Regions from separate parts of the Homo sapiens genome. Here region 2 is linked to region 1. The links are chromatin contacts, found by Hi-C or POLR2A ChIA-PET in ENCODE. All regions are on one chromosome and are shown on one strand. Each heading gives the region's core, a stretch centred on a gene start or an enhancer-like site at or near the end of the contact. The rest is flanking DNA. Distances are from core to core; before and after follow the strand shown. Region 1 has its middle 25 kb from the start of GRIFIN. Region 2 has its middle 3.4 kb from the start of MIR4648.

Evidence for each region. Hi-C counts contacts between places; a loop is a spot of excess contacts on that map. ChIA-PET counts read pairs that join two places held with the same protein, here RNA polymerase II (POLR2A). Pooled maps may share reads with other maps.
Region 2: a loop to region 1 is called in a pooled map, with 2.7 times the contacts of the local background. The contact joins two enhancer-like sites. A Hi-C loop is called at or near these places in 5 of 50 pooled maps. POLR2A ChIA-PET finds 5 or more read pairs at or near these places in 9 of 52 experiments (B cell, GM12878, K562 and 5 more).

The regions. Positions count from the first base shown.
Region 1 is chr7:2,450,080-2,452,884 of GRCh38, forward strand. No RefSeq gene overlaps it. Among named protein-coding and RNA genes, the nearest start is that of GRIFIN, 25 kb to the right of the region's middle. RefSeq lists enhancers at 1,157-1,812, 1,813-2,466 and a silencer at 2,395-2,474. Within about 2 kb of position 1,457, at least 7 of the 41 ENCODE cell types and tissues checked have a DNase peak (open chromatin) inside an H3K27ac peak, as active enhancers do.
Region 2 is chr7:2,529,035-2,531,839 of GRCh38, forward strand. It overlaps a transcript of LFNG not described here. Among named protein-coding and RNA genes, the nearest start is that of MIR4648, 3.4 kb to the left of the region's middle. RefSeq lists enhancers at 1-309, 310-1,283, 1,715-1,864, 2,259-2,805 and silencers at 315-374, 895-994. Within about 2 kb of position 1,342, at least 23 of the 41 ENCODE cell types and tissues checked have a DNase peak (open chromatin) inside an H3K27ac peak, as active enhancers do.

The sequences.
Region 1 (2,805 bases), core at 207-2,706:
TGCGGTCAGGAGTTCGAGACCAGCCTGGCCAACAAGGTGAAACCCCGTCTCTACTAAAAATACAAAAATAAGCTGGGTGTGGTGGCACATGCCCGTAATCCCAGCTACTCAAGAGGCTGAGGCAGGAAAATCGCTTGAACCCGAGAGTTGGAGGTTGCCGTGAGCCGAGATTGCGCCATTGCACTCCAGCCTGGGCGACAGAGTGAGACGCCATCTGGAAAAAAAAAAAAAAGCGTAAAGAATTCCCTCCCTGGGGCCGAGGTGGCAGCTCTCCACACCTTCCCACAAGGGTGCCAGCTGAGGAGGGACAGTGGAAGGGGCCCCTGCAGGGCTGGGGGATGCCTCTGAGCGTTCCAGGCAGGCAGGCACAGGCAGGAGCTCCTGGAGCTGTAGCCTCCTCACCCAAGGCTTCCAGCTCCTTCCTGTGTGGGGTCTCAGACACGCGACCCACCCGGACGTCCGTGACAGTGTAGCTTCTTCATCTCCGGCATGACCCGAATTTCCTCGGGGCCCCCCACTCCCTGGGGAACAGGAAGAAAATACCCATTTCACCCTCACTGATATACACAGCACACAGGCACCTACGTACACACTTGCACACATCCAGTGTCTCAGCCCGTGGCTGCTTCCGCCCCACTGCCCGTCTTTGTAGCAGGACACAGGTGCACGCCTGGGGCCCAGGGCTCTCATCCAAGCTGGTATGTCCCACCGCCCCCCACCCTCTCCCAGGCACCCAGCATTTTGAGCCCAGAATCATGGGAAACTCCCGTCAGGTCCACACGGTGCTGAGCCCAAGCCTGCAGGGCTTGGGGGAGGTGGGCTGCTCTCAGCTTCCCCCAGCCTGGCCTGGCATCTCCTGGACCCCCGCAGGGGTGGCAGCTCAGCCCCTTGTGGGTTTTTTCTTTGGGGGGACAGACTCTCGCCCTGTCACCCAGGCTGAGGTGCAGTGGCACGATCTCGGCTCACTGCAACATCCACCTCCCGGGTTCAAGCGATTCTCCTGCCTCAGTCTCTTGAGTAGCTGGGATTACAGGCGCCTGCCACCATGCCCAGCTGTTTTGTATTTTTAGTAGAGATGGGGTTTCGCCATGTTGGCCAGGCTGGTATCGAACTCCTGATCTCAGGTGATCTGCCTGCCTCAGCCTCCCAAAGTGGTAGGATTGCAGGTGTGAGCCACTGCGCCTGGCCCTGTTCCAGGATCTTGGCTCTCTGTCCCGGGCAGGGTGCTTCCGGGCCTCTTTGATTCTGGCCACAATGCTGAGCCTGTCCCGCAGCCCTGGGAGTGGCCCCCAGACCTTCCACTGCCCCAGGAATGGCTGACGCAACTATTCCCCCCAACCAGTGAGACCTGTGCCTGCCCGAGGAAGGTGTGAGCCGGGCCATTTAGAGGAGCTCCCTCGGGTGGATCCACCTCTGAGTCCTGGGCCTGCAGCCTGGCACAGGGCTCCTGGAGGGGCTGCATGGAGCTGGGCAGGCCGGGCCCTGGGCATCTTCCACCAGGGGGCAGCCACGGCTCAGGAACGCGACCTGCGGCGCACCCTTGGCTAAACGCGGCTGCACGCAGGGCATGGGGTGGCCGGCCAAAGCGCATGTGAACCTGGTAATGCAATGTCCCCCGTGGGTCCGAAAGCCCTGAGGCCACCCGAGTGAGCATCCCTCCAGCCCTGAGGCCACCCTCCCGGGCCTCTGAGACACGGTCCCTGTGTGGGTGGCTGTACAGTCCCGGTTCTGGACAGGCCGTGGGGGGCACAGGAAGTGGCTGCTCAGCCCCCTGGGCGGCTGGACCAGGAGGGCACTGGGTGATCTGGGGGCACCGTGGCAGGGCTGGGCCTGGTCACCCAGGCTCTGACGCCCTCGTGATTCCTGTCTGCTGGGCCCCACAGCGCCCTCAGCACCATGCTGGCCATGCTGGCCAGAGCTGTCTTCCTCCCACCAAACACTGTCCGTGAGGGCGACCTGTTTCCAGTTTGAACCAAGTTCACACTGACTCCACCACTCACTTGCTGTTGGGTCACTGCTCTGGGCCCCTCTGGGGGACTCAAGGAGCTGAGTGGCTCCGACTCCCCAGGCCTGAAGCCCCAAGACGCGCTGCCAGGACCACGCTGGCTGAGGCCACTCTTTGAGCCCCTCCCCCACAGGTGGCCGAGCACACACAGTCCAGTGGGCTGAGGTGGCCCCAAGGGCAGGAACGTGGCATCTCTTCCCACCAGTCAGTGGCTCTGGGGGCACAAGGACTTGTCGGGGGAAGGAGGCAGCAACCGCAGGTCAGAAGCTGGAAGCAGCGGCCACTCAGCAAATGACACAGCTGAGCCGGAAAACCCAGTCCCAGGGCTGTGAAGAGCTGGGGCCGGCCTCACGGGGGCTCCCCAGTTTCCCCTGCCCGGCCCTGGGCCGGCCTCACGGGGGCTCCCCAGTTTCCCCTGCCCGGCCCTGCCCTGCCCTGCCCTGCCCTGCCCTGCCCTGCCCTGCCCTGCCCTCCCCTCCCCTCCCCTCCCCTCCCCTCCCCTCCCCTCCCCTCCCCTCTCCTCCCCTCCCCTTTCCTTCCTTTTTCTTTCCTTCTTTCTTTTCCTTCTTCTTTCCTTCCTTCCTCCCTCCCTTCCCTCCCTCCCTTCCCCCCTTCTTCCTTCCTTCCTTTCTCTCCCCCTCCCCACTCCCTCCCTCCCCTCCCCCATCCCCTCCCTCTCCCCTCCCCTCCTCGTCCCTTTGTCAGGGTCTTGCTCTGTTGCCCAGGCTGGAGTGTAGTGATGCAGTGAGCTGTGATCGCACCACTGCAGCCTAGAACCTCCCGGGCTCAAGGGATCCTCC
Region 2 (2,805 bases), core at 92-2,591, 79 kb after region 1:
GACCCCGCTCAGGGGTGGTGGGAAGAGTCCTGGAGAGCAGGAGCAGTGCCGGAGCCCCCACTGCAGCTGGTCCCAGCCCCTGCAGAGATCCAGACGCTTGTTTTTTAAATACAGCAGCTCTGCGGTGCTTTTCCTTCCTCAAATCCAGCCTTTGAGGGTGACTGAGTAGGGGACGGGTGCTGCAGCCTCTGCGGGGATTCCCTCCCCTCACCCTCCTGGCAGCCCCGGGGCGGCTCACTTCCTCTTCACCATGAGCCCCCACCCCTTCCCTGGGGCTTACACCCTTGGCCTGGCACTGCCCTGGCCGCGCCCCTTGCAAGTTCCTGCTCTGGCCTGACCCTGCTTCCCCCGACCCCAGGGCTCCAGGTCCCCCTCCTGGTGCCTCTGCACCCCCCACTCTGCTCCAAGGAGACGACACACTGTGAAAAGTGCCTCTCTATGGGGGGGTGCCTTGCCCTCCCCCGTCGCTGCCCCCTCCAGAAGAGTGCTGACGTGCTGAATGGGCCTGCAGAGACCCCCTTACTCTAAGCCTGGCTGGGGGCTACCCTGGCCTTGGGGGCGGCTGGCAGGGCTGTGACCCCACCTTGGCCTTGGACGGTCCTGAGTCAGCAGAGCAGCTGCCTGGGGGGTGTGGACAGTGATGGGGATGGCGGGAGGATGGAGGGCCCTCACCGTCACGTGGCCTGACCCCCGTCTGGGTGGCTGTGGTCCTCCCTGAGCACCCACCATGTGCCCACCCACTTCTCATAGGACGGCATAGGCCCCTCTTCTGAACGAGGAAGCTGAGACTCTGGGGTGGGGCGGGGGGGTCGTGACGGAACAGGCTGCGGGCAGAGGCTGCTGGCCTCCTTCCTGCCCGGCTGACTCAGAGGCTTGGGGCCTTCTGCCCTGGCCCCGACGCTGTCCCCGCCTGCAGCTGGCATCGCCTCCCCACAGAGCTGGTGGGGCCCCGGGGGCAGAGGTGTGGCTGGACCCAGGGGTCGGACAGACCCATGGATACAGCTGTGGGGGCCCTGCCAGGGCTTGGGGAGTCCCCATTAATGTTCATATGTCCCTGTGTGTGGAGCGGGGTGGGAGTGGGGGCTAAGTGGGCATCGGGGAGAGCAGAGGAGCAAGAAGTGGGGTGGGGAGGAAGCCCGGCTCCTCCCGAGGCCTCGACCTCTCCATCTGACAAATGGGAACAAAGGTAAATGCAGTCCCCGGGTGCTGGAGGTCAGGGGGTGTTTTGGAAGGTGCACAGGACAGCGCATCTGGCCCCTTCCTCTTCCAAGCTGAGGGAGGGACGTTTCTCTGCCCTCAAAAGGGGAAGCAGGCCCAGCAGTGTCTTAGGGGAATGAGGCAGCCTGACCTCTTCCATCCACCGCCCCCCCACCCCCCAGAAGGTGACTCACCCGGCAGGGGAGGTGAAGTCATTCCTCCCCCAGGTACATTCTGGGGACAGCTGTGTCCCACCCACCAGTGGTGCCATCACATCAGATTAGAGGTCTGGTCAGAAAGGGGCCTGGCTGGTCCCTGGGGCTCCATGTCCCCCCAGTCTAGCCCAGCCAGGCCCCCTTTCCCAAACTTCTGATCATTAATGGGGCTTTCAAAACAAGTAAAACTGCAACCACAGGGGCTGCAGGGCGCTCAGCGAGGGTGGCAGACCTCAGCCGCCACCCCTGCTTCCGTTCTGCCAGGCGAGTGCCTGGGGAGCCCCAAGGCTGCTTGGGGTCTGGGAGGGGCTGCTAGGGTGGGGCGCCTCCCCACTCAGTTGAAAGGAACTTCCCTTCCACTGGGGCCATCAGGGCCAACTTCCTGGAAGAGGTGCCTCTGAGCTGAAGCAGGAAGGCTTTGTCAAGATGGAGTAGGGAGAGAAGGGGCCTTCCAGGTCTCAGCACAGCCTGGGCAAAGGTGCAGAGGTGGGATCCACTGGGAGGACTGGAAGCCTGGGAAGGAGGGCAGGCAATGCAGTTGGGTCTCTTGATCCCCCCTCCCCAATCACAGACAACTAGGGCTCTCCACAGGCTCAGAGGGGCCAGGGCCAGGCTGCTATGTGACTTCAGCCATTCTTGCCGGGTGGGCCTGGGGTCAGAGGGAAAGCAGGGACCAGGGCCAGATCCATCTTCGAGTCTGTCAGAACAATGGGCAAGTCTTGTTCCCTGCTGGGTCCATGTGCCCACACAGCCTCAGCCTTCTTAGATATTCTGCAGGGTGACCCCCTGCTTCTGAGCCCAGAATTGGACACACAGGAAGGCCCTTGGGGCCAGGCGTGGTGGCTCACAGCCGGGCTGTGCCCTCTGCCTGGAGCCGCAGCCTGGATGCCTCCCACCCCACATTTAGGCTTCAGGCCCCACAGCTGCCTCTTCCCAGAACCCTCCCGGCACGCACTTCGGCGACTCTTACAAGTACCTGTTCAGCGTCAGCCTTCGCCCAGGAGTGCAGGCTGGGGACGAGGGCAGTGGCCACCTCTGCCGGTCCTGTCAGCACCTAGTGCAATGTCCAGCCCACCGTGGGCACTCAACGCAGGCGGCTGTGCTGCCGCAGGTCACAGCACCAATCAGACACCCCCATCCCCACACACACCCTGCACCGGCCCACGCGGCCATCACACTCGGAGCACACGCGCTCCGATGTGGCTGCACTGTTGGCACACGCACAGGCGCGCACGTGGGCGCATACACGCCGGGGCGCCCTGACCTCCCCGCACGCCCTCCCGCAGCCGCCCCGGCCTCTGTCCCCACGCGTGTCACACACGGCTGGGTGTGCTCGCTCACGCCGTCCCGCGACGTTGCTCCAGCCGGTGCCCGGAGCTCGATCGGGAGAGCT